2 separate regions of the Homo sapiens genome follow, and region 2 is linked to region 1. The links are chromatin loops, found by intact Hi-C in ENCODE. Cell type or tissue: pancreas. All regions are shown on one strand. Each heading gives the region's core, and the rest is flanking DNA. Links, peaks and the distances in the headings are about the cores only.

Region 1 (11,632 bases), core at 1-8,000:
TACCCATACACATGCAAACACACCCACAGATGCATGTGCACACACACCCACCCACATGCACACATGCATGCACACACACCCTCGTGCAGACACAATGCACCCACACACGTGCACATACACGTTCGCGTGCACACACGTGCACACATACCCCCACACGCACATACCCACACACGTGCACACCCACACGCACAACACACACACATACCCACACACATATCCACACATCCACACATACCCACACACATATCCATACATGCACACCCACCCACACACACCCAAGCACGCAGATACCCACACGCGCAAACCCACACATGCGCGCACACAGATACCAACACGCGCATGCACACCCACATGCACGCACACACCCATGTGCACACAATACCCACTTGCGCGTGCACACCCACGTGAGCGCACACACACCCCCACGCGTGCAGATAACACGCACACATGTGCACACATACCCATACACGCACACACATATAACCACACATGCGTAGACAGATACCACACGTGTAGGCACACACACATGCACACCCCCCACACGTGCGCGCGCACCCACACCCACACGTGCGTACACACGCATGCACGCACCCCACACACCCACACGTGTGCACACCCACAGGCACACACACCCGCACATGCAAACATGCACACACATGAATGCACACATGTGCACACACATCCCCTGGCTCAGTCCCCACTACTGGCCTGCTCAGTAGGTATCATCATCCTCACTTTACAAGTACGAAAACTGAGGCTCAGTGATGTCACAAGCACACCCAAAGGGTGGCCTGGCTCTGCCAGCTCCACTGCCCTGCTCCAGATGCCATGCCTGCCCCTCCACAAGCCACGTGGGAGGCCCCACTTATCTCCTTGGGACCAGCCCCCACTAGCAGGTGGGGAGGCCTCTGTAGGGTCTGCTTGCCTGTCCCTCTCATTAATGCCGCACTCTTCCCAAATACGAGAAGGGGTACCTGGGACCTCAGCCCAGAAACCCGTGCCCAGGAAGACACAAGTTGCACACGGCTTTGTTTCTGAAACTTCTTGAAAGCCCATTTAAACCAGCATCCCACTGTTCAACCCTCTGCTACCACACAAGCTGCATGGTGTCCCCCAGGCTCTTCCAAGCCCGGCCCTCTGCTGCCACACATGCTGCGCGGCCCCCAGGCTCTTCCAAGCCTGGCCTGGCCATACCGCGGTCCCTGGTCCTCCCGCAGGCCTTATGAGAGCCCAAGTAGCTGCACTGAAAGGTCACTTCAAAGCACACCCTCCAACCCTGGTGACCCCTGCTGATGCCCCAGCCCTCCACTGCGCTGCTGAGGCTGTGCCCCTGGCCATGGTGAGAATGGGGGCAGTTCTGCCTCCTCTGCAACTGGGCTGGAGGGTGCCTATGTGAGCCTGCAGTGGATACACCGTGACACCAGCATGCACACACGTGTCCAGGCTGTGGCTTCTTAGGCCACTGTCCACACAAGGAACCAGGGCCTCACCCATGGTGGGTAAAATGCACCAGGACTGTCACAGCCCATGAGTCCTCTGTCCACCAGCCTTGTCCACTGGCCCTGAATCAGCCACCCTCAGGACCCCCAAAGGATGACTCTATTTCTTTTTGTTTTAGAGATGGGGTCTGTGTTGTCCAGATGGGAATGCAGTGGGGTGATCACAGCTCACTGCAGCCTGGAACTCCTGGCCTCAAGCAGTCCTCCCCGCCCAGCCTCCCGGGTAGCTGGGATGATGGGTGTGACAGGCACGTGCCACCGGGCCTGGCTGGTGACTGTTTCTACTGTTCCTGCTGCGTCTCCTGGTGTGCACTCTGCCGTGAGGGAAGGCAGGGCCTTCACCCCCACTTGCTTTTTTCGTATCAGTGCTCAAGACACTATCATTCCCATTTATTTACGTCACACTTAGGCACTCCTTTTCATTCCAATGAGCTGTAATGTGTTACTGTAATTGTTTAGTTTGATTCTCAAATTGCCCCAGATTTGGTAAGGGGGCACCTGGTGTATGCAGAACAACGGCTCCCAGAGCTGTCCACCTCCCGATCCTCGAAACTTGAGACTCTGGGTGCCTTGCATGGCAAAAGGAGCTTTGCAGGCGGGATTTAGGTAAGGACGTGAGGCGGGGCCATTAGCCCGGATTGCCAGGCAAGCCAGGGTCATCCCGAGGGTCTTTGGATGAGGGAGGCAGGAACTGGAGATGAGAGAAGTGACTGCAGAATCAGAGACCGTGGGGCCGGGGGACCGTGGGGCCGTGGGGACCATGGGGCCGTGGGGCCGTTGAGCTGTGGGGCGGTGAGACCGTGGGGCTGTGAGCCGTGGGGCCGGGAGACCGTGGGGCCGTGAGCCGTGGGGCTGTGGGGCGGTGAGACCGTGGGGCCGTGAGACCGTGGGGCTGTGAGCCGTGGGGCCGGGAGACCGTGGGGCCGTGAGCCGTGGGGCTGTGGGGCCGTGAGCCGTGGGGCCGTGGGGACCGTGAGCTGTGAGCCGTGGGGCCGTGGGGCCGTGGGACCGTGGGACCATGGGGCCGTGAGCCGTGGGGACCGTGAGCCGTGGGGCCGTGGGGACTGTGAACTGTGGGGCCGTAAGCCGTGGGGCCCATGAGCCGTGGGGACCGTGGGGACCATGGGGACCGTGAGCCGTGGGGCCGTGGGGGCTAGGAGCCGTGGATGCAAGGGGCTGGAAAGGCCAGGGGTGGACTCTCCCCAGAGCCCAGCCTCCACCACATTGACTATAGCCCATGAAAGTGACTTTCGGCCGGGCGCGGTGGCTCACACCTGTAATCCCACCACTTGGGAGGCCAAGATGGATGGACCACCTGAGGTTAGGAGTTCAAGACCAGCCTGGCCAACGTGGTGAAATCCCGTCTCTACTAAAAATACAAAAAACTAGCCGGGCATGGTGGCGTGTGCCTGTAATCCCAGCTACCTGGGAGGCTGAGGCAGGAGAATTGCTGGAACCCAGGAGACGGAGGTTGCGGTGAGCTGAGATTGAGCCACTGCACTCCAGTCTGGGCGACAGAGACTCTGTCCCCCCCAAAAGAAAAGAAAGTAAGTGACTTTCAATTTCTGACTTCCAGAACCTACGATAATAGACTCCATGAAATCTGTAATCAGTGGCCACAGGAAACTCATGCAACAGCCCTTCCAAGGGGCTCCCCAGCAAAGCCTCTGTGGTGTCTGCCCCCAACCCCTGTGCCTCCTGGGACACAAGACAGGCCCAGCAAGGGTGGGGGTGCCATGGAAAGCTTGGTGGCTGGGCAGGTCCCCAGAGGGCCGCCATCAGTCCTCAAAGACATGCTCAGATGCAGTGGCTCAGGCCTGGCACCAGCTGGTCCCAAGGTGGGGTGGTGAGGGTACATCTGCTGTGCACACGTGGCTGGACGCGCTGGGGGCAGGTCCAGGTCAGCTTCAAGGACTCTGCCCAGGCTAACCCTAGAGGCCTCTAGTGCCAGCAGTTACTTACTTTTTTTCTTTCTTTCTTTTTTCTCTCTCTTTCTCCCTCTCCTTCCTTCCTTCCTTCCTTCCTTCCTTCCTTCCTTTCCTTCCTTCCTTCCTTCCTTGATAGAGTCTCACTCTGTCACCCAGGCTAGAGTGCAGTGGCATGATCTCAGCTCACTGCAACCTCCACCTCCCCAGTTCAAGTGATTCTCCCACCTCAGCCCCCCAAGTAGCTGGGATTACAGGCACCTGCCACCATCACCCTCGGCTAATTTTTGTATTTTTAGTAGAAATGGGGTTTCACTATGTTAGCCAGGCTGGTCTCAAACTCCTGACTTCAGGTGATCCACCCACCTTGGCCTCCCAAAATGCTGGGATTACAGGCATGAGCTACCAGGCCCGCTCTTTTTTTTCTTTTTTCTTTTCTTTTTTTTTTTGAGACAGAATCTTGCTCTGTCACCCAGGCTGGAGCGCAGTGGTGCAATCACGGCTCATGGCAGCCTCAAACTCCTGGGCTCAAATAATCCTCCCACCTTAGCCTCCCAAGTAGCTGAGACCACAGCCTTGCACCACCACACCCGCTAATTTTTACATTTTTTTGTAGAGACAGGTCTCACTATGTTGTCCAGGCTGGTCTCAAACTCCTGGGTTCAATCAATCCTCCCGCCTTGGCCTCCAGTTTCAAAGTTAATGTCTATTTGGCCATTGTCCAGCTCTGGAGCATTGGCTCTGCTGAGAGGTTGGGGTGGGAAGAGGCAGAGCCAGCCACAGGGAGCTGGCAGGGGACCAAGAGCAGGGAAGAGAAGGAGGTGCTTGGGGTGGAGACACCCCCACAACAGGCTGCCGGCTTTGAGTCAGTCCCACCCTCCTGGGAGTGGCTTCTCACCTGTGAGCCTCCCTGAGCAGTAAGGACCCAGCCCCACCCCCGCCCCAGCCAGCCAGCCTCCCTGTCCCCGTCCCCCAAAGTCCACTTGACTTGTAACCACCCTATCCACGGAGGTGTGGACGCATCATCGGCGTGACCCTCACGCCCACCAGGTGGCACTCTCAGCCATTTTACACACGCAGTGGAAAGGACAGGAGGCTCCTGGGACTCTGGGCCACACACAGAGGAACAGGGAGGCCAGCTCCAGGCACAGCGTGGCCTGAGCTCAAAACACAGGCGTGGTCCAGGATGGCGCCTACTCAGCACAGAGCTGGGGGATCCCAGCTTGGGGTGCTGCCGTCCGCAGCGTTGCCGGCACACGGCCTTCCCTCGAAGGCCACGGGAGAGTTCCGAGAGTGGCCTGGCTGAGCCTGAGAGTGGCCCCACAGCCCAAGCCCTTGGCCACACCTGGCTCGATGAGCCCCCACCCCCGCAACGTGCACACGTCCCAGGCGGAAGCCGCCTGCAGCAGCCCCAGGTCCCAGGCAGCCTGTGCGGGACCCTGGAGTCCCAGGACACGTCACCTGACCTGGCCCAGCTTCTACAGGGCTGTCCCTAGGACCGGGTGCTCACTGCAGCACAGGGTGGCCCTGGTCAAAGCCAAGAGCTAGTAAGTTTTCTGTGTTGGGTCCAAATGCACTTCCCCTCAACCCCATCCAGCTCTGCCTGGGGCCATGCAGCCCCCACCCCTTGTGTCCACGCAGCCCCTGCCTCCCGTGTCCACGCAGCCTCACTTCCCCCAGCCATGCAGCCCCCACCCCCCGTGTCCACGCAGCCCCAATTCCCCCAGCCATGCAGCCCCGCCTCCCGTGGCCACACCTGGTCCTCCAGCCTCCTCGACCCCTCTGGCTTCACAGCCTCTCTCCTCAGCACGTCGCCCCACAGTTAGCAATCCCCACCCCTGATGAGGCCAGGACTGTGTGGAGTCCAGGGGCCCCACGGTGGGTGGCCATGGGGTGTGATCCCCACGGGGTAAGGCGAGGCCTCCACTCTCTCCACCCACACTGCCTCTTCTGGAACCTTGGGCCCTGCCTGCCCGGGGCTCCAGGCTCTGCTCACCCGTCGGGTGTGCCTGGCATGCATGCCCCGTGGGTGCGGGCGTGACCCCCACATGCTAGCTCAGTCTGAGGTTCCAAGGCTCCCAGCCATTCCCCCCACAACAGCAGGTGCACCCAGGGTGAGCACGGTGCCCAGGGTTGCCCCTGCATGCTTCCTCCACCCAAGCTGCCTTCCTGCAGGGACGGGTGGCCAGGGTGGCCAGCACATAAGGTGTGGCTCTCTGCCCCCACCCCTGTCCCCGCTCGGCCCTTCAGGAAGCTTCCTGCTAAGTGGCTAAGTGCACCCCTCCAGGAACTTGGGGCTCACTCCCCTCCCCGAGGCAGCCTCTTTCACCTTTTGTGGCACCAACAGCCAGCGTCTCTTGCACAGACCCAGCCTGGCCCACACCTCCCAAAAATGCCCCCAAAATGTCCCCAAATCACACAAACAAATGGATCAGGATCAGCAAAGCTGCAGATAGGAGCCTGGGGGTAAAGGTCAAGGCCCCTTGTCCCAGCCCCACACTGCCCTCCCCATCGCTCTGTGCTGGTCGGGTGTTCACACCTGGGGCAAGGTAGCCAGGACCCTGGGGAGAGGGTGGCCACATCATCAGGGAAGAGCAGGCCTGTGGGTGGCCGAGAGGACACAGTGGCCCCTGGAGGCACCCCCAGGCGGGGCCGCTGCAGCTGGGACAATGGAGGGGCAAGGGGGCCGGGCAGGGGGCCCGCAGGAGCCCACAGGGCTCCCTTGAGAGCCGCCCACCCACTCTCAGTGCCGCACCCCCGGCCATTCACATTTCCAGCGTGGGAGGAGTTCGCCTTCACTGTTACTAAAGCTTCTGTCTTCATCAAATCCACACCGGAGAGTGTGGCAGAGTCTGAGAGCCCAGCTCGCTCCTGTGAATCACAAGCTACGAAGTCCAGCGTGCTGGTGCCCATTAAAGACACTGCCTTAGATGAAGCTCCCGGGTGAAAGAAGCTAACAGCGTGGAAAAAGAAAGCACAGACAGGAAATCTGCCCTTCCAGCGTCAAAAGCTACAATAATTAGAACCTCACAGTGCTGGGGCACAAACCCACCAAAATCTGGGCCTGGCCACGCAGAGGATTCCACACTCCATGAAAAGCCTGACTTCAGGCCGGGCGCGGTGGCTCACGCCTGTAATCCCAACACTTTGGGAGGCCGAGGTGAGTGGATCACTTGAGGTCAGGAGTTCGAGACCATCCTGGCCAACATGGTGAAACTCCGCCTCTACTAAAAACACACAAATTAGCCAGGTGTGGTGGCAGGTGCCTGTAATCCCAGCTACTCAGGAGGCTGAGGCGGGAAAATCGCTTGAACTCCCAAGGTGGAAAATGCAGTGAGTCAAGATTGTGCCACTGTACTCCTGCCTGGGCTATCGATAGAGTGAGACTCCATCAAAAAAAAAAAAAAAAGAAAAAGAAAAAGAAAAAAGAAAAAAATAGCCTGACTGCATAACTTCAGATTAAATGATTCTAAGATAGATTACAGCATCTTAAAAGAAAATAGGTAAATATTAGATTTCTGAATGGAGAAGGATTTGTAAGCTAAAAGCAATGGAAGGGATCGCAAAAGAAAATATTGAAGGCTTTGGCTCCGTAAAAATGTCTGTTCCGGCTGGGCACAGTGGCTCACGCCTGTAATCCCAGCACTTTGGGAGGCTGAGGTGGGCAGATCACCTGAGGTCAGGACTTTGAGGCCAGCCTGACCAATATGATGAAACCCCGTCTCTACTAAAAATACACAAATTAGCCAGGCGTGGTGGCATGCTTCTGTAATCCTAGCTACTCGGGAGGCTGAGACAGGAGAATTGCTTGAACCTGGGAGGCGGAGGTTGCAGTGAGCGGAAATCGTGCCATTGCACTCCAGCCTTGGCAACGAGAGCAAAACTCCATCTCAAAAAAAAAAAAAAAAAAAAAGGGTGTTCGATAAAAGCCCTCAAATTAAAGGCACACAGCGAACCGAAAAAAGCAATTTACAGAAAATATGTCGAAGAGCTGATGTCATGACTACACAGAGCACACAATCAGTAAAAAATAACAAATACGTTAAGACCCCAAACATAAACAAGACTGAGCGCGGTGGCTCACACCCACAATCCCAGCACTTTGGGAGGCCGAGGCAGGCGGATCACTCGAGGTGAGGAGTTCGAGACCAGCCTGGGCAACATGGCCAAATCTCTTCTCTACAAAAAAATACAAAAATTGGCCGGGCGTGGTGGCGGACACCTGTAATCCCAGCTACTTGGGAGGCTGAGGCAGGAGAATGACTTGAACTCAGGAGGTGGAGGTTGCAGTGAGCCAAGATCACACCATTGTACTCCAGCCTAGGCAAGAGAGCGAGACTCCATATTAAAAAAAAAAAAAAAAGAAAAAATTAGCTGGGCGTGGTGATGCACACCTGTGGTCCCAGCTACTCAGGAGGCCGAGGTGGGAGGATCACTTGAGCCCAGGAGGCGGAGGTTGCAGTGAGCCAAGATTGAGCCACTGGACCGCAGCCTGGGTGACAGAGAGAGACCCTGTCCCAAAAACAAAAACCACAAACAAGCAAACTACGTGAAGTCAGCTCACAAATGAGGAAATACAAATTGCCCAACCCGGCAGGGCACGGTGGCTCACACCTATAATCCCAGCACTTTGGGAGGCCGAGGTGGGTGGATCACTTGAGGTCAGGAGTTTGAGACCAGCCTGGCCAACATGGCGAAACCTTGTCTCTACTAAAAATACAAAAATTAGCCGGGCATGGTGGCAGGTGCCTGTAGTCCCAGCTACTCGGGAGGCTGAGGCAGGAGAATGGCTTGAACCCAAGAGGTAGAGGTTGTAGTGAGCCGCCCAGATCGCACCACTGCACTCCAGCCTGGATGACAGAGCAAGACGCTGTCTCAAAACAAATAACAACAAAAAACCAAACTGCCCAATCCGTGAGAAAATGTTCAGCCTTGATCATAAAGAAATGCAAAATTATAACATGTCCAGTTTCCAGACAGCGGGAGTTTGTAGAAGCCAGTAAATCAGAACCGGCTGCCCAGGCCGTTTGGTGGATGTTAAATCAGAACAGCCTGTGGACCTGCCTTCTCTCCAGCCAAGTAATTCCATGTCTGGAAATTTACACTAAGAAAATAACCTAGAGGGCACACGCATCCAGAATAAAAATAAAGTAAGGAATGAGAAAGTGAACGCCGCAGACGGAAAAAGCTATTTGCACAAAGATGTTCATTGCAGTGGTATTTATAAGAGCAAAAAAGAGGCCAGGCCTGGTGGCTCCCGCCTGTAATCTCAGCACTCTGGGAGGCCGAGGCAGACAGATCACGAAGTCGGGAGATCGAGACCATCCTGGCTAACACGGTGAAACCTTGTCTCTACTAAAAATACAAAAATTAGCCAGGCGTGGTGGCAGGTACCTGTAGTCCCAGCTACTCGGGAGGCTGAGGCAGGAGAATCGCTTGAACCCGGAAGGCAGAGGTTGCAGTGAGCTGAGATCTCACCACTGCACTCCAGCCTGGGTGACAGAGCGAGACTCCATCTCAAAAAAAAAAAAAAAAAGTAAAAAAGAGCCTAAATGTTCAACAGTGAAAGAATGATGAAATAAAAACAATGGTATATCTGCAAAATAAGCCATAAAAAGTGAATTTAAGACTATGTTTTAGGCCTGGTAAGGTGGCTAACATCTGTAATCCCAGGATGCCAAGACTGGCGGATTGCTTGAACTTAAGAGTTTGAGACTAGCCTGGCCAGCATGGCGAAACCCCATTTAAAAAATAAATAAATAAAATTAGCCAGGCATAGTGGCACACACCTGTGGTCCCAGCTACTCCGGAGGCTGAGGTCGGAGGATCGCTTAAGCCCAGGTGTGGAGGTTGCAGTGAGCTGAGGTCATGCCACTGCACTCGAGCCTGGGTGATGGAGCAAGACCCTGTCTCAAAGAAAAGAAGGTGTTTTAAACAAACGGGAAGATATCAATGACGTTATGCTAAGGAAAAGAAGCAGGACGTGCAGGACTCCCAGGACCAGGGCATGAGGGAAACGTGTCATCGTGACTGTAGGGCCTGGTGTATAGACAGATGTGCATATACATATTTGATGAGCTTTGACGTCTCATATACAGATGTTAGAATTAGTGAAATTACACACGGTCACCATGCGCCGTTTGGTTCTCTTCCTTCTACCCTCAGTAAGGGTAGAAACAAGCAGGACATATAACTATTTACAAATCCTGATCACAACTTTGTCAAAAAAAAAAAAAAAAAAAAAAAAAGAACAGAAGAAAGCTGGGAAAAAATACCCCAAAGCGTGAAGAGTTTGTCTTGGGAGGTAGAAATCCAGCTGGTTGCATCCTGTACTTGCACGTTTTCTACAACAAGCATGCACTGCATTTAGAATCAGACGATGTATGATTGTATTTGATTATCACTCAAACCTGATCCCATCACTGCTGCCCTTACAGAGCCGCGCTGGACGCAGAATGGCCACCTGCCCTGGGGTCTCCGTCCACTCTCTGCTGCCCCCACCACGCTCAGCCTCCCACTTGCTCCTCCACCCTGACATGCTGTCCCAACACCCCCGGCATCTTGCAAAGCGCCTGATGTGGTCCTTGGAGGAGCCCACCCCCGTCCACAGGGACCCTTCCTGCTCAAGACCACAGCCCAGGCCAGCTCACAGGGAACGTCCGCTGGACCAGTACCAGCCTCTAGAACGACCGGCTGGACTTGAAGCCACACATGGCTCCGGGATGAGGTACCTGGGGATGAGCCCCGGGGGTTCCCCCAATGGAAGGCACTGGATACAGTGTGGGAGGGGACACCAACGCCCTGAGGTGCCTGCGGCACACCTGGGGCAAGGGAGGGAAGGAGCATACAGACACACGGGCACACACTTGCACACACACACACACGTGCTCTCAGACACATGCACACACACAAATGCACACGCTCCCACTCACGCTCACTCATGGAGATTCGCATATGCACACACTCACGCGCACACTCACGCACACACCCTTGCCTGTGTCCACAGTCCTGCTCTGAGCCAGCGGGGCCTACCCGAGTGTCCAAGGAGCAGATGACCCTGCTAGTGAGGAGCTTGGGAATAGCCCCCAGTTGGGCAGTTGGCGAGGTGTCCCCAGGTGAGGGAGACACGGAGACCGGGGGTGGAGGTGCCTTGGCCAGGCCAGTGATGGGGCAGCGACCCAGGCTCTGTCCTGGGAGCACCCTGGCCGAGCTCTGGGTTGAATGCGTCCCATGACTGGTGAGCAAAAGGGATGGCCATCCCGAGAGCTGCATTCCGGGGCCGGGGCAGCCCCGCCAGCCTCCTCCAGCTTCTGGGCACCCCCTCCATTGTCCGCAGCCCACCCATCCCGGGCTGGACCCTCCTCCCCTGAGCTGGTGCAGGTTCCCTTCCCTGACCCCAGCACATCACCCACCACCACAGCCTCCAGCCCCGTCACCAGGCCCAGTGGCCACCGCCCACACCCAACACCTCCATCGGACTGCCCTGGAGTTTCCCAACCACACACAGCTGAGGCTAGTTCCCCATGCGGTCCTGCCTCCTGCCCTCCCCGGCCTGTGGGAAACCTAACCCCTTCCCCCACCCTCACACCCCAGCCCCCTGAGGAAACCCAACCTCCAATCCCTTGTCTTCTCTCCACATCCTCCAGCCCCTCACAGGCCTCCAACCTCCACCCCAAGGCACTAGCCCAGGAGGACCCTGCTCACGCCTCCCCGGGGATCTGCAGCGTCACCCACCATGGCCATTCCTGACCTAGATCACAGCCACTTCTAAAAGCACTGCCCGCGGCACCCCCAGCCCACCCTGGGCTTGGCTCCCATGGCCGTGGGCTCACAACAGCCCTGGGTGCCTGGAGCCTGTGCCCCCATGAGCTCTGCCCCCTGCTCACGCCTGTCCGGGCTCTCTGCTTGTCCAGGGTTTCTTCGGAGGCAGGGCCCAAGGCACAGGGTACTCAGGAACCCCCGCTGCAACGGCAGTCAGCCCCCATCAGCCCAGCCTCAAAATGCCCGGTGCCTCAGTTTCCCCAGTCTACCTGGAGGGGCATGTCCCTCTGGTCCGACAGCTCAAGCCCCTGAGGAAGGTGAGCAGCTGACCCATGAGGAGGGCCATGATTTTTTTAATGGGAAATAACAAGTGAGTCCTCATGCTGCCGTGGGACCACTGCGGACCAGCCTGGTGCCTCTGGCGGGGACAGCACACAGCTCTGTGGA
Region 2 (15,264 bases), core at 7,265-15,264, 400 kb after region 1:
CTGGACTCCAGTTTGGGTGAGGAGCGAGACCCTATTTCAAGAAAAAAGTTTTTTAAAAAGAAGAGCCAATGGGAAAGTGAGGTGCAGGCAGCACCCTAGCTTGTATCCCTAAACCAGAGACAGTTCCCTGGCATCGGTGCTAGGCCTGTGTCCTCAGTCCCCTGGAAACTGTGGGAGAGTGTGTGTGGGCATCGTCTCTGGGAAGGGGGTGAAACCCCAGACTGCGTCTCCCCAGGATGGTGCCTGGCACGTGACCTGGTTTCGCACACAGTTGGTGCCTCATAAATGCGTGTGAATCATAGAGGCGGATGAGGCCAGCACACAGGGAGAGGCGAGAGCAGGCCCTGGCGTCGTGGCGTACGCTGTGCCCTGGGGGGTATTTGCATGTGGGAGTCTCTCTGCCCCCACCCTGGCCCCTGAGCGTGGGGACAGTGGGGACAGGTCTCCTCTTTTTCCTCCCCTGTGTCTGCAGGTGCCTGGCACGGTTGCTGTCCAGGGCTTAGAGGACAGAGGAAGAGCCCCTGAGTCTGTGCACACTCTGCCACCATGGCCCTGCCCACCTCTGGAGCCCACAGGTGCCCAGCCCAGGCCCCTTGCTTTTGGCTAGACTCCTGCCCTACGGGGACCCCCATGATGGCCACTCAGGAGATGGGCCCAGGAGGACAGGGGAGTGACTCCAGGCCATGACCGGAAGGGGCCTGTGGCCCCTGTTCCCAGTCCCCAGGGAGACGGGAGGGTCACACGCTGTTATGAGGAAGAGGACACCGGGCTGGCCCTGGCCCAGGGTGGCCAGCTCTGGTTTCACTACTTGGCCCCAAGCCCCTGAGGCAGGTGCAGGAGCCAGGCACGGTGAGCAGGGCCCAGTGCCCCTCAGGCTCTGGGGAAGGGGTACAGCCAGGTGGCCCAGAGCAAGGAGGTGCTGTAGACAGGTGTGACCACTTCCAGTCTCTCCCGGCCTGCTGGCCTTCATCCTCTCCCAGATTCCAAGGGCCACCGCTGGGAGCATGGGGTGGACATCGTCCCACCAGCCTCCTGGATCCACATCCGTAAAGACTCCAAAGTGAAGTGAGGCTGGCTTCACTCCAGCTCACAGCAGAGGAGGGGGCAGCCTCAGGGCCCAGCAACTTGCTCAGAGCGCACAGGAGTGCGCTGGGGCCGGGCCAGCCTGGCCCAGGGCCTCTGACTCTGCCCCCTGCCTGCAGGGCTGCACGGCCACTGTGTTCCACCCTCCAGCGTGGGTGGCAGTCCAGTGCGTCATTCTGGGGCCTGAGCAGTGTGGCCAGAGGCCGGTCTGGGGTGGAGGCGACCTGGGCTGCAGGTTGTGGCTGGGGTCCTTGCTATGCTTCTGGCAGCAGGAATCAGAGAAGCAGTAACTGGATCCAGCTGAGGGCCTGGCGGCCACCGAGGGTACGGGCGGCGATCAGGTTGCGGCCGAGCCGTGAGCGTTCCACTGGACGGCTTCTACATCCGGAAGGGCTGGGCCGGGCCGGGCCGGGAGCCCACACGGGGTTGGAGGAGGGGGGCAGGAACGAGAGAGGCCAAAAGGTGCAGGGCCGTGAAGAGGGGCGCTGGGCCCACGCTATGAGGAAAAGGGGATCAACCCTGCCCTCCAGCCCCGTAGGCCCTCAGGCCCTCGGGCTCTGGGCTCTGTGCAATCCGGGAGTGGCTGAAATCCAAGCTGAGGGTAATGAAAGGTGCTGCTCCTAAGCCGCACGTCTCTGATCCGCCCTCCCCGCCCGCCCTCTGCTGCCCGCGGGCCCTCTAAGAGCTGCCCAGGCTGCTGCCGCGGGTCAGAGGCGGGTCAGAGCAGGCAGGGGGTTCGTGACGCCGGCTGGGTCTGGGGGCTGTGGGCCAGCCGAGCCGACCCGGGCTTCTGGGGGACCGCGGGGGCCGTGAGCACTCAGAGGGCGCATCCCAGGCCCCTCCGGGGACCCGGCCAGCCTGAAGATGCCGACGAACGGCCTGCACCAGGTGCTGAAGATCCAGTTTGGCCTCGTCAACGACACTGACCGCTACCTGACAGCTGAGAGCTTCGGCTTCAAGGTCAATGCCTCGGCACCCAGCCTCAAGAGGAAGCAGACCTGGGTGCTGGAACCCGACCCAGGACAAGGCACGGCTGTGCTGCTCCGCAGCAGCCACCTGGGCCGCTACCTGTCGGCAGAAGAGGACGGGCGCGTGGCCTGTGAGGCAGAGCAGCCGGGCCGTGACTGCCGCTTCCTGGTCCTGCCGCAGCCAGATGGGCGCTGGGTGCTGCGGTCCGAGCCGCACGGCCGCTTCTTCGGAGGCACCGAGGACCAGCTGTCCTGCTTCGCCACAGCCGTTTCCCCGGCCGAGCTGTGGACCGTGCACCTGGCCATCCACCCGCAGGCCCACCTGCTGAGCGTGAGCCGGCGGCGCTACGTGCACCTGTGCCCGCGGGAGGACGAGATGGCCGCAGACGGAGACAAGCCCTGGGGCGTGGACGCCCTCCTCACCCTCATCTTCCGGAGCCGACGGTACTGCCTCAAGTCCTGTGACAGCCGCTACCTGCGCAGCGACGGCCGTCTGGTCTGGGAGCCTGAGCCCCGTGCCTGCTACACGCTGGAGTTCAAGGCGGGCAAGCTGGCCTTCAAGGACTGCGACGGCCACTACCTGGCACCCGTGGGGCCCGCAGGCACCCTCAAGGCCGGCCGAAACACGCGACCTGGCAAGGATGAGCTCTTTGATCTGGAGGAGAGTCACCCACAGGTGGTGCTGGTGGCTGCCAACCACCGCTACGTCTCTGTGCGGCAAGGTAGGGAGGGCACAGGTGGCGACCTCCTGAGGGGTGCTGGGACCCCCCTGCTTCAGGGAGGAGGCCGTGGGGGTCTCACGGGGAGTGGTATCGTGTCTGTGCGTTCACATGTCTGTTCTGGGCTGGGGGTCCATGTGGGACATGTGTGGCCACTCAGGGTGTAGGTGGGTGGGCCTCGGGCCATGCCCAGGCGACCCCCACTGAGGGGTGGTGGCTTCAGGGTCAGAGGCAAGGGTTCCTGGCCTTTCTCAGCATAGCTGGAGAATGTCTCAGCCAAGCCCTGGGCAGCTGCGGAGTCTGAGACTGGAGAGGTGTGGGCCAGGCGATGGGCAGTGCCCAGCAGGGGCAGGAGGCCCACAGCCTGGCCTGGTGCCATGAGGGGCATGTGGGCAGGAGGCTGTGGGGGGTCCATATCTCCCCTTCTTTTTCTCCACCCCATTTTCTGGACTTCATTTATTTATTTATTTTTTGAGACAGAGTCTCGCTCTGTCACCCAGGCTGGAGCGCAGTGGCGTGATCTCGGCTCACTGCAAGCGCCGCCTCACGGGTTCACGCCATTCTCCTGCCTCAGCCTCCCGAGTAGCTGGGACTACAGGCGCCCGCCACCACGCCCGGCTAATTTTTTGTATTTTTTAGAAGAGACGGGGTTTCACTGTGTTAGCCAGGATGGTCTTGATCTCCTGACCTTGTGATCTGTCCACCTCGGCCTCCCAAAGTGCTGGGATTACAGGCGTGAGCCACCGTGCCCGGCTGCATTTTCTGGACTTTAAAGGAAATTGGGGAGGAGCCCAGGGTAGGGCAGGGAGCTGGGGATCGGGCGGGGATAGCACCACCACGTGCCTGACCAGTGGAGCCTCGTGTCCTCAGGAGTGGGGGGGCTTAAGGTCAGCTCCAGTGATGGAGGACACGGTGGGCAGGCAGCTTTACCCGGGGCCTGGGCTCCTGGTGGGGAGGCACCTCCCTGCCCCAGTGGGGCGTGGCCTGGCTCTCCCCAGTTCCCAGGTCACCAGTTGCCTGTCTGTGTGACTCCCTCCACCGCCTATGGGGTGAACCCCAGCAGTTCCTCCTTCCCCACAAGCTGAGCTCTGAGGGAAAAGCCCTGGCCCGGGCAGTCACTACCCACCTGGGCTCCTGGCTCCATGCACCCCAGAGTGGCTCGGAGGTGGTCTGAAAAGGCGAGGTGGGGAGAGCCGGGTGCATGGAGCTCCTCCTCCCAACTCAGGTCCTTCCAGACCAGCATCAGCTGGGCAAGGAGAGCTCCCCTGTCTCCTGGCAGCTCCCAGGTGCCCACCAAGCCCCCACCCTGACGGATGTCCAGGCCCCCTGGGTACACTGACACTCTGGGGCCAGATGGCAGAGGCCCCACCCTGTGCATGGAGAGGGGAGCCCAGCCATGGCTATGGGGTCCTGCACCTGCAGTTGGCATCCTCGGGCCTGTCCCAGCAGTGACAGGGTCCCAGGAGTGAGAATTCAACTGTGGATGCACGGCCATGGCCCTTCCTTCCTATCACAGCCCACAGTCCAGCTGTAATGCCTGCTGGCCTGGGCCCAGGCCGGGCATGTGGCAATCCTTAGGTGGTTAAAGGGGGTAAGTGGGACAGTGGCAGTGAGAATGCTTCCTCCATGGAAGCCAAAGACACTAGACCTTTAGGCATTTGTATATGGACAGCTTGGAAAGCAGACTCAAAGTGGCAGTCATGGCCGTGGCCGTGGCATTGTGGTGTGATGTGCATGGTGGCGTGGAAGTGGAGGTGAGGACGGTGGTGACAGTGTGGTGGCAGCAGCGACAATGATGGTGATGGTGATGATGGTGGTGATGGTGATGATGGTGGTGATGGTGGTGATGGTGGTGATGGTGGTGATGGTGATAATGGTGATGGTGGTGATGATGGTGATGGTGATGATGGTGGTGATGGCGGTGGTGATGGTGATGGTGGTGATGGTGATGGTGGTGGTGGTGATGATGGTGGTGGTGGTGATGGTGGTGGTGATGATGGTGATGGTGATGATGGTGGTGGTGATGGTGGTGATGGTGATGATGGTGATGGTGATGGTGGTGGTGATAGTGATGATGGAGATGGTGGTGATGGTGGTGGTGATGGTGATGATGGTGGTGGTGGTGATGGTGATGATGGTGATGGTGATGGTGGTGATGGTGATGGTGGTGATGGCGATGGTGGTGATGATGGTGATGGCGATGATGGTGATGATAGTGATGGTGATGATGGTGATGGTGATAGTGATGATAATGGTGATGATGGTGATGGTGGTGGTGATGGTGGTGGTGGTGATGATAGTGATGGTGATGATGATGGTGATGATGATGGTGATGATGGTGATGGTGATGATGATAGTGATGGTGGTGATGGTGATGGTGATGATGGTGATGATAGTGATGGCGATGATGGTGATGATAGTGATGGTGATGATGGTGATGATGATAATGGTGATGATGGTGGTGGTGATGGTGGTGGTGGTGATGGTGGTGATGGTGATGGTGGTGATGGCGATGATGGTGATGATGGTGATGGCGATGATGGTGATAGTGATGGTGATGATGGTGATGGTGATAGTGATGATAATGGTGATGATGATGGTGATGGTGATAGTGATGATAATGGTGATGATGATGGTGATGGTGGTGGTGATGGTAGTGGTGGTGATGATAGTGATGGTGATGATGATGGTGATGATGGTGATGGTGATGATAGTGATGGTGGTGATGGTGATGGTGATGATGGTGATGATAGTGATGGCGATGATGGTGATGATAGTGATGGTGATGATGGTGATGGTGATGATGATGGTGATGGTGGTGGTGATGGTGGTGGTGATGGTGGTGGTGGTGATGATAGTGATGGTGATGATGATAATGGTGATGATGGTGATGGTGATGATGATGATGATAGTGATGGTGGTGATGGTGATGGTGGTGATGATGATGATAGTGATGGCGATGATGGTGATGATAGTGATGGTGATGATGATGATAGTGATGGTGGTGATGGTGATGGTGATGATAGTGATGGCGATGATGGTGATGATAGTGATGGTGATGATGGTGATGGTGATGATAATGGTGATGATGATGGTGATGGTGGTGGTGATGGTGGTGGTGGTGATGATAGTGATGGTGATGATGGTGATGATAATGGTGACGATGGTGATGATGATGATAGTGATGGTGGTGATGGTGATGGTGGTGATGGTGATGGTGGTGATGATAGTGATGGTGATGGTGATGATGGTGATGGTGATGATAATGGTGATGATGGTGATGGTGATGATGGTGGTGATGGTGATGATGGAGGCAATGGTGATGATAGTGATGGTGATGGCGATAGTGATAGTGATGGTGGTGGTGATAGTGATGGTGATGGTGATGATGACAGTGATGATGGTGATGGTGGTGATGGAGGGGTGCTGACAGAGTGGTGGAGGGATGGGGACTGTATGGACCATTTTTCAGTCTCTTGATCCTCAACCACCCTGCATCTGACCCTATCATCCCTTTGAGGGGAGAATCCCCTACTCAAGACCAGCTCCCATCTCCCACTTTAGAAGCAGGAAGCAGCAGCCACTCGCCTCCCTGCCTTCAACAGGGCTGAGGGTGAGGACCCAACCACCAGGTGTTTCAGGCTCTGGATTGGCGGCCAGGGCTGTAGGGAGCGGGACATGGCATCTCAGTCCTGGGGCATGGAACCTCACGGCTTCCAAGGCAGCTGCAGCGTGGGTGGTGCCATAGCATCACCCCTACCCGGCCTCTGTGGAGTGGCTACATGGCAGGCCCTTCATCGAGGCATCTCCCTGGCTGGGCGGCCCCTAACCCTCTCTTCCCCCCTGGGAGGGGAGTGAGCACCCAGGCTTGCATGTATCCCCCCCCATCGGCCAGAGCCTGCTCATTTCTGCCAACAGACAGCATGGCAGGCAGTGTCTGATGCTGCCAGTAACAGAAAACTGGCCACAGGCTGGCTCAAGCAGTGACACTGATCATCTCCTGAAACGGGAGTCCAGAGAGCCCTGGGCATGGTGGGTTCCCAGGCAGCCACTATCACCCGCTCAGCAGCTTCCCCGGAGTCCTCCGTTCTTACCTCCTCACCGAACCACTCTCCTGGGTCAGCTCTGACCTCAGCCTGACGCCCTCACGGTAGTAATGTGGCTGCTGGTATTCCAGGCCTCACATCCAGGCAGGACAAAGTCCAGAGGAAAAAGAGGCACTGGCTCTGCTTGTGTCTTCATAGGAGTAAGAAAACTTCTCCCCTAAGTCCTAGCAGACACTTCTTCACACTCATTTGCCAGAACTGAGTCCCCCAACTGCTCAGCTAGCCCCTCTGGAGGGGGGTAAAACCAGTGTTGCCCAGACCAAGGCGGACTCCACTCCTCTCCTATTTTGAGGCCATGTCCCCGGAAGCAGGTGGCTGAATGAGTAGCCCCAGACAGCATCCTGTCTGAAGGGGGTGTGGGGCAACTCTGGGGACACCAAAGTGCTGGCCTGGGAGGTGCAGTGGCGGGGGGAGCCCTGCGATGCTGTGGCTTCCTTCAGTGCCCGCAGGGACGGCGTTCCCACACCTCTCATGGGCCCCTCCTGCGGGCTCCTGCTGCCCCCGGGTACCGTGTCAGTGTTGCCCTCCACTGGGCCCAGGCAGCTGCTTTTAGTTCAGTATTTGCCAGGATCTAGAGCTGGTGGCAGTGGGGATGCTGGCACGAATACTCGGTCACAGTGCAGGGGACATGCCGGGTGCTCCTCTGCGTCTGATCAGTGATGAGTGTGAGGGAGATCCCAGCCTGGGGCGTGAGGGGCAGCTTTGGGGCTGGCAGAAGGCAAAAGGTCCCAAGCTGTCTGGCATGGTCACAGCCTGGCATCCTCTCCCCTGGGCACAGCGTGGGATGGGATCTGGCCCCACCCTCAGGCCCTGTGGGGGCTCTGCCCACCACTCCCTCCCAGTCCCCAGCTGGACAGGCCACCAGAGTCCCTGGGCCTTGTGGGAAGCTCCGCAATCTGACACACCACTCCCAGTGTCTGGCTGCCATGCAAACAGGGAGGTGGTTTGTGGGAGGAGCCAGGGACTTAGTTCACAGAAGATCCTGGGTAGGCTCTGGTGCCTGCTGTCCCCATGCTGGGCATGGGTGCCCCTCCATCCCCTCGCAGGAACCCCAGATGGAGCCCGGGGCAGTCTTGTCCTCCCCCAGGGGTCCTGGGAGACCAAGCACAGATGGTTGGGGAAAGCTGCAGAGGTGACAGGGACCAGCCCCTGGCTGGAGCCCAGGGGTGCCCCATCACCATCCGCACCATCCCCTTCATTAGGTCCTGCCTGTGCCCATCCAGCAGCTTAGGGTGAGTTATAAATAGAGGCTGGGGTAAGCCCTGGGTCAAGAGAGCAGGGCAAGGAGATTACCAGCTGATTACTGATTAGCAGAGAGTGGGGGCTGTGCCAAGCAGAAGGGCCTGGCTCCTGGGGGTGTGGAGGGAGGTCAGGGCTCCCTTGGGGACAGTGTGCAGGGTCCACAGACGGCACATATGGCCCTGGGGCAGGGTTCCCAGGGTCTCTGAGAGGTGCCTTCCAAATCTTCTCAAGTCAAGAGGGTTCTAGATGAGACCCACCTCTGGCTTCAGGGGTGCCCCCCAAAATATGCCCCCTCCCCTGCTCCCTACCCAGGAGAGGCGTGAGGGGCTTCCCCATCTCCTCCCTCCAGGGGTCAACGTCTCAGCCAATCAGGATGATGAACTAGACCACGAGACCTTCCTGATGCAAATTGACCAGGAGACAAAGAAGTGCACCTTCTATTCCAGCACTGGGGGCTACTGGACCCTGGTCACCCATGGGGGCATTCACGCCACAGCCACACAAGTGTGAGTGCACACATCCCTTCCTCCTCCATCATCCCCATCCCCACCATCACCATCCCCATCATCACCATCCCCACCATCCGCATCCCCATCTCCATCCCCACCACCCCCACCCCCACCAGCCCCATCCCCATGACCACCATCCCCATCTCCACCATCTCCATCACCATCATCGCCATCCCCATCCCCATCATCACCATCCCTATCACCACCATCCCCATCATCACCATCCCCACCATCCGCATCCCCATCTCCATCCCCACCACCCCCACCACCACCAGCCCCATCCCCATCACCACCATCCCCATCTCCACCATCTCCATCACCATCATCACCATCCCCATCTCCATCACCACCATCCCCATCACCATCCCCATCTCTATCTCTACCATGCCCATCACCATCATCACCATCCCCATCTCCACCATCCCCATTACCATCTCCACCATCCCCATCTCCATCCCCACCATCCCCATCTCCATCCCCATCTCTGCCATCCCCACCATCACCATCCCCATCTCCATTTACATCCCCATCCCCATCCCCCTCACCATCCTCATCCCCATCCCCCTCACCATCCTCATCCCCATCTCCACCATCCCCATCTCCATCACCATCCCCCTCTCCATCCCCATCCCCATCTCCATCACCATCCCCCTCTCCATCCCCATCCCCATCTCCATCTTCACCATCCCCACCACCGTTCCCATCACCTGCACCATCACTCCCACCACCATCACTGCCTCGGCCATGAGGATTGCCGTAGCAGCTCAGTCAGAAAGGAAAGCCCACTGGGGCAGGGTAGCGCCTGATGGTGGTGGGTGTGTCAGTGGAGGGCAGGCTTCTGTCCCACTCCTTGGAACCTGAGGAGGATGGGGAAGTGAGACCCTGCACCCCCATCTCCTGCTGTCCTGAGGAGACCTTTTGCTGCTCCCTCCAGTTCTGCCAACACCATGTTTGAGATGGAGTGGCGTGGCCGGCGGGTAGCACTCAAAGCCAGCAACGGGCGCTACGTGTGCATGAAGAAGAATGGGCAGCTGGCGGCTATCAGCGATTTTGTCGGTGAGCACTCTGCCTGCCAGGTACTGGGGCAGGGGCTGTCTCCACCCAGGGAAAGGACCTGCCCAGACACCCCATCTCCACCAAGAGCTGGACCCTCCCCAGCCCACGGAACGGGTGCTGTCATGGAGTCATACTTGCTAGTCAAGATAACTCGTCTTGGCAAGGGAAACAGGTCTGAATGTCCTTATCTCCGCTGCTGGGAACCCCCTAGGCGCCTTGCCAAGGCCGCACATGAGGCAATGGCAGGCCTGGGTCCCTAAGTCCAGGTGTGGCGTTTCCCAGGGCCCCCACCCCGCCCGGCCTGGACAGGGAAGGTGGCGGGAGGGGCAGCGCAGCAGACGCTCTCCCCGCCAGGCAAGGACGAAGAGTTCACCCTCAAGCTCATCAACCGGCCCATCCTGGTGCTGCGCGGCCTGGACGGCTTCGTCTGCCACCACCGCGGCTCCAACCAGCTGGACACCAACCGCTCCGTCTACGACGTCTTCCACCTGAGCTTCAGCGACGGCGCCTACCGGATCCGAGGTGCGTGGCGGGGCGGGTGGGCACGCGGGAGCGGGGGTGGCAGCGGGCAGGTGGGCACCCCCGCCGACGCCGTCCCGTCCCCCAGGCCGCGACGGAGGGTTCTGGTACACGGGCAGCCACGGCAGCGTGTGCAGCGACGGCGAACGCGCCGAGGACTTCGTCTTCGAGTTCCGTGAGCGCGGCCGCCTGGCCATCCGCGCCCGGAGCGGCAAGTACCTGCGCGGCGGCGCCTCGGGCCTGCTGCGGGCCGATGCCGACGCCCCGGCCGGGACCGCGCTTTGGGAGTACTGAGGCCGCGCCCAGACCAGCCTGTCGCGCATTAAAACCGTGTCTCTCCCGCAGCTGTGGGTGGGCCCCGGGGCGCCGCTTGGGGGTCCTGCAGCTGGAGGTGGAGGAGGCCCACAATTCTCCCCAAACCAGAGAGAGCCCAGAACTTCCCAGTGCCCAGGGACTCCCGTCTGGGAGGTGGTCTTGTGGATGGGCCGGGTGACCCAGGCCGCTGGAGGGGAGGTCTCAAGGACATGGGGAGGACGGGGACTGGGGGTGGGTGGGGGACTGAGCCTGCGCGGGTTGAGGCCACCAACACCGACCACAGATGACCTCACTGGACACCGCCCCTCCCCAACCTAGGTCCTCAACCCTCCCTAGCCCCCGGCAGCCCCTGCGGTGCTCGTCCTTCCTTGTGCACTGCTCAAGGCCAGGCGAGTGGCAGAGGGTGGGGGAGAGCCAGTCCTGGGGAGGTGGGACCAGCACGGCCAGCAAGGGGAGGAACTGGCTGGGATGCCCCTCCACTAAGCCCACCAGCCTTAGGGACAAAGAAGGGCAGGTTTCCATGGTAAGAGGCTGGAACTCCCCGAGCCACGTGGGCAAGGCGGGTCCGAGTTAACCCTTGGAGGACCAGGTGCCACCTGGTCCAAGTTGGCAGGGAACGGCAGTGACCCTGGAGCTCGGGCTGTCCCTGCAGCCTGCAGTGTCCCCTGGTGGCAGCCAAGGTGAGGTGGAGTCTGTGGCTGGGGCGGGACTGGGGGCACCAGGTGGAACCGCAGTGGCTGGCACTCAGCACCTCCAGGCTCCCCGCTCAGCAGAGCCTCGGAGAGGGTCTGTCTCCCTGCACTGCCCTGCCTGACGTGAACTTGGCCTGCCACTGCGGGAACCCCCACTTCCGTCCACATCCACAGCCTGGGGCACGGCGGGAGGCAGAGGCTAGGAAGCGGAGGGTGGGGTGGGAGGTCAAAGAAACCCTTTGGAACGGAATAATGGCTGGGCCTGGAAGCGGGGGGCCCACTGCTGCTGCTGAGGCAGGTGCTACTCCATGCAGAGACAGCTGCCAGCAGCTGCCAGGTGGCGTCTAGCACATGCTCCTAGGAGGAGGGGGAAGAACAGCTGCTCTCACCCCACGTGTGAGCTGGGTTGAGGGTCATGCAAGGCTACGGTGTCAAGCCAGGATCGGAGTTGGAGCAGGTGGAGGAAGCTGGAAAGGTCGAGAGGCCGCCCCTGCCACCGGGGAAGGGCCTCACGTAGTGAGAGCTCAGGTGCTGAGAGCCCAGGAGGTGTGCACTGAAGAGGTGAGGGCAGGGAGGCCCAGGATGGGCGACAGGGCCCGGCCACACCGTGGTCCGCAGGCTCCCCGAGAAGCTGATTGTGGACCTGCCACCTGCCTCTGAGGCCAAGCCCTCCTCAAATGCCGAGTGTTGAGAGCAGGTTCCTTGGAGGTGCATGTGAGTTGGGTACATTTCGCCCAGTCCCTGTACACTCTGGCGGCACAGCGGGGCTGGGGACTGCCCACTGTGGTCCCTCCTTTCCTGCCGCTGTAGATCTCCTTTTTGTTCCACGTGACCTGCTCTCTTGGCCCCTCAGGGTCTGCGTCGCAGCTTTCTTTTCGGGGGGACCACATGGCGTCTTGAACTAGGCGTCCCCACAGCAGGATCTCAGGCTGGCAGGTGGGCATGAACATTTGTAAACACACCAGCACTGATGCCTCCACATGGGTGGCCCTGGAGAATGCCCCAACAGAGGTCAGGACAGCTGGGGACGCCGTCTCAGCCCTGGTGGCCAGCACCGCCTTAGTTCAGGAGGCTGCAGTGCCAAGGACAGCAAGCTATCTAAACCCCCAGTGTGTGCCCGGGGGTGTGGGGACACCAGTGCGGCTCATCCCTGTGTCTGCTCTTTCACAAGCCACAGTGGTGCCCCCACACCCCCTGCACAGCTGAGGCTGACAGGGTTGGATGGTGCCACTGCTCTGCACAGACAGCAGCCCCGTGGAAGGCCCCTCAGGCTCCCAGCCTCCTGAGACCTGCTGGCATCCAGCTGAGGGTGGGGAGATGAGTCCTGCAGGCGACCCAGATCTGTCAGCTCTGGGATCCCTGTGGCCTGTGATGGCGAGTGAGGGGCTGGCACAGCCCTGGACACACACCCCTCCCCCAGGCGTGTGAACACAGACCCTGCACAGTCCTCCGCCCGCTCATCTAGGGCCTTCTTGGGAGTCCCCACGGGCTGGTCTAGCCCCTCACTCTCCGAGCCCTGATGCTCAGAGCAAGACACGGGCACAAGCGCTGTACAAAGGTCAGAGCCAGAAGCTCCTGCCCACGGGTGGCAGAGGACAGCCCTGGAGCACAGCAGGGATGGGACCGTTAAGGGGTGCAGGCCTGCCTCGGTGGGTGGCTCGCTTGGCCCCAGCTCTCCCAGCAAGCACGGGGCCATGGCCCCATTGAAAAGGCTGGGTTTGGAGTGTCACCACCCACTGAAAATGCTGGGTTTGGACTGTCTCCACCCGCTGAAGAGGCCGGGTTTGGAGTGTCATCAGGGCGGCCGTGCTCCCTTAGATGTGGCAACCACTGAGGGAGACAAACCCTGACTAGGAGCACCCCACAGGCCCCTCCCACTCCACAGAGAGGAACGCAGGGGAGAGCCAGGCAGGGGCCCCAGGCCTCCCAGACACCCCCTTGCAGCAGAGCCCTCCTCAGGGGTAACTGGGTCACAGGGACGCGTCTTCCTCAGAGGCCACCCCGGTGGTGAGGGCTCCCAAGCAGCGCCAGGGCTCTGGAAGGAGCCCAGTGAGAGAGGGTGGGAAGGGGTGAGAGAAAACAGCCGAGGCCTGAAGGTTCACGGACAGACAGGGTCGTTTGTCACAGCAGAGAAGCACCTCACGGCTCCTACCCGCACTCATCGCGGACAGTGCCTGCAGCGGGAGCGGCGCGAGCACCCTCCCCAGATGAAAACACCAGCACCAGGAGGTGGGCCGTAGCCCAGGCTGAGGGAGGAGGCTGGGGGCTGGGGCTCAGGGCCCCCCCCCGGGCCACAGCGCCACCCTGAGTGGCCCTGAAAATAGTGCACAGTGCTGGGTACTGCCCCGGCTGGAGGCACCTAGTTGTTGAGCATTCCGGCCACAGGCCACCCGCTGGCCCTTCCTTGGTGTGGCACGAGACCACGGGCACTTGCAGGAGCTCCCTGCATGCTGTTTTGTGCTTTGGTCTCAGGGAGCACCCTCCTACCTCGGGGTCCCAGAGTGGGCAGCCGGGCAGGTGTGAACAGTGTGACAAGGGTACCGTGGGGCACCTGGTAGTGCCACCCAGAGGGGCAGCCGGTGCTCCTGGTGGTGTGGCAGCAACAGTTACAAACTCACCCCAAGTCCAAACCCCAGAAATCCTGTTTCTCTGGCCCTCCGGGTCCAGAATGCCCTGCACTGCCTCCTGGCCTCAGGGGCTGCTGCGGTGGTGGGAAGGCTGCCCAGCAGTGAGGAAGGCGAGTGCAGGGGCTGCGGCCGCGGTCAGAGAAGGAGAGACACCAGCAGAGGACGCGAAGCTGGACCGGCCAGGTTCAGAGCCCGCCTCGGTTGCTCCCAATCAGAATCTGCTTTGTGCTCCACGGCCTCCAAGCACTTTCATGAGCGTTCTGCTCCTACGTGGCCAGGTCCTACCTTCCCTGACGGCTCTGGCCAGGCCAGCTCGGTTTCCCTCTAACCCATGAGGCCTGGGGGGGCTGTGACAGAGGCTGGAAGCGTGGCCAGAGCCCAGGGGCAGGCCCGCCTGGTCACAGCAGGATGAGGCTGGGGTGGCGCAGCTGCCGGTACACCTGTAGCAGCCTCTGGGCGGTGGCACAGGAGCTGGCCTCATCCTCCGTGCAGAGCCGGTCGCGCAGGGTCTGCACCTCCCGCAGCAGTGTCTGCAGGTGAAGCAGACACAGCTCAGGCCCCCCACCTGGCCCTGGGGATGTCACTGGGTACCTCTGGGGGACCCACCACTCGCAGGACCCTACTTGGGAAGTGGCAGGTGGTCCGAGGAAGAACACTCATCCGGAACCTTAAAACATGGGACACGCAGCCTGGCCCGGACACCCAGCCCCTCAAGTAGGATGAGGGGCAGGAAGAGCCATGGCCGCTCGGACTTTGCCCCAGGCCCATGGGAGCGAAGCCCATGCGCTGTGAGGACTCTGCGGACCCCGAGTGACTAGAGGGGGGCCTGGCGATGGGCGCTCCTGGCTACCCAGGGGAAGGGGACTGCCCGGGGAACCGGGTGCTCACCTCGTGGTTGGCGTGGATCTGGCGGAGGTACTGCACACGGAGATCAGGAGCGCTGGAGCCCTGGGTGGCCTGCTCTGTCACCATCGTCTGGGGGACACAGGAGACATGCTGGAGAGGGTGTGCCCCAGCACCTGCCCCCACACCCCTTGGAGCAGGGTGACCCTCTCCCTCGAGCTGCCTGGTGCTGCCTCCCTGCCTGGCACCCCTCCCCACCCCAGCGCTTTGCTGTTTTCCACCTTGCTGTTCATCTCGACTTCCTGCCCTCCAGAGCGGCAGGGCACAGAGCCCCTGGCCTGACAGTTTCTTGGAAGCGAACTCGTTTGGTTCTTTTCTCTCCATCGCTGGGATCTTCCCTGTCCCCAAGAGCCACACTCTGTGCAGATCCAGACCTGCCTACCGCCCCCTTCTCCCATCCTGGGCTTCAGGCCTGAAGGCCGCTCAGGAGAACAGACCAGCCAGGGAGCTGCCTCGGCGTCTTGTGCAGAGACCCTGGCCTGGCCATTCACTCATTCACGCAGCCCAGCCCAGTGTGGGCTGCAG

Evidence for each region. Hi-C counts contacts between places; a loop is a spot of excess contacts. Peaks named below come from ENCODE experiments on the same cell type or tissue, not always from the same donor. Only the 100,000 strongest peaks of a DNase experiment are listed, where the experiment ranks them.
Region 2: it touches region 1 in a loop (6-fold over the local background); 6 of 110 quality-filtered maps call a loop at or near these places.

The regions. Positions count from the first base shown.
Region 1 is chr17:81,138,418-81,150,049 of GRCh38, forward strand. The region is part of intron 1 of AATK (apoptosis associated tyrosine kinase); the gene reads right to left. LOC124904080 (a long non-coding RNA gene) reads left to right here and starts at 8,513. Exons shown (of 2, transcript XR_007065939.1): 1 at 8,513-10,151; 2 at 11,071-11,632. RefSeq lists a silencer at 4,374-4,423 and an enhancer at 4,690-5,190. In pancreas, for the core only: a CTCF peak has its summit at 4,474 (motif pointing right); a DNase peak (open chromatin) is centred at 4,499.
Region 2 is chr17:81,526,585-81,541,848 of GRCh38, forward strand. It overlaps FSCN2 (fascin actin-bundling protein 2, retinal), which reads left to right and starts at 1,793. Exons shown (of 5, transcript NM_012418.4): 1 at 1,793-2,773; 2 at 8,468-8,624; 3 at 9,562-9,683; 4 at 10,038-10,205; 5 at 10,291-10,546. The coding sequence starts at 1,948. The coding sequence ends at 10,496. It overlaps FAAP100 (FA core complex associated protein 100), which reads right to left. Exons shown (of 9, transcript NM_025161.6): 8 at 14,725-14,811; 9 at 13,307-14,366. The coding sequence ends at 14,235. RefSeq lists enhancers at 1,715-2,241, 2,242-2,767, 10,915-11,886, 14,243-14,743. In pancreas, for the core only: a CTCF peak has its summit at 11,187 (motif pointing left); DNase peaks (open chromatin) are centred at 9,907, 10,897, 11,147, 11,617 and 11 weaker places; H3K4me3 peaks cover 2,390 bases; H3K27ac peaks cover 2,422 bases.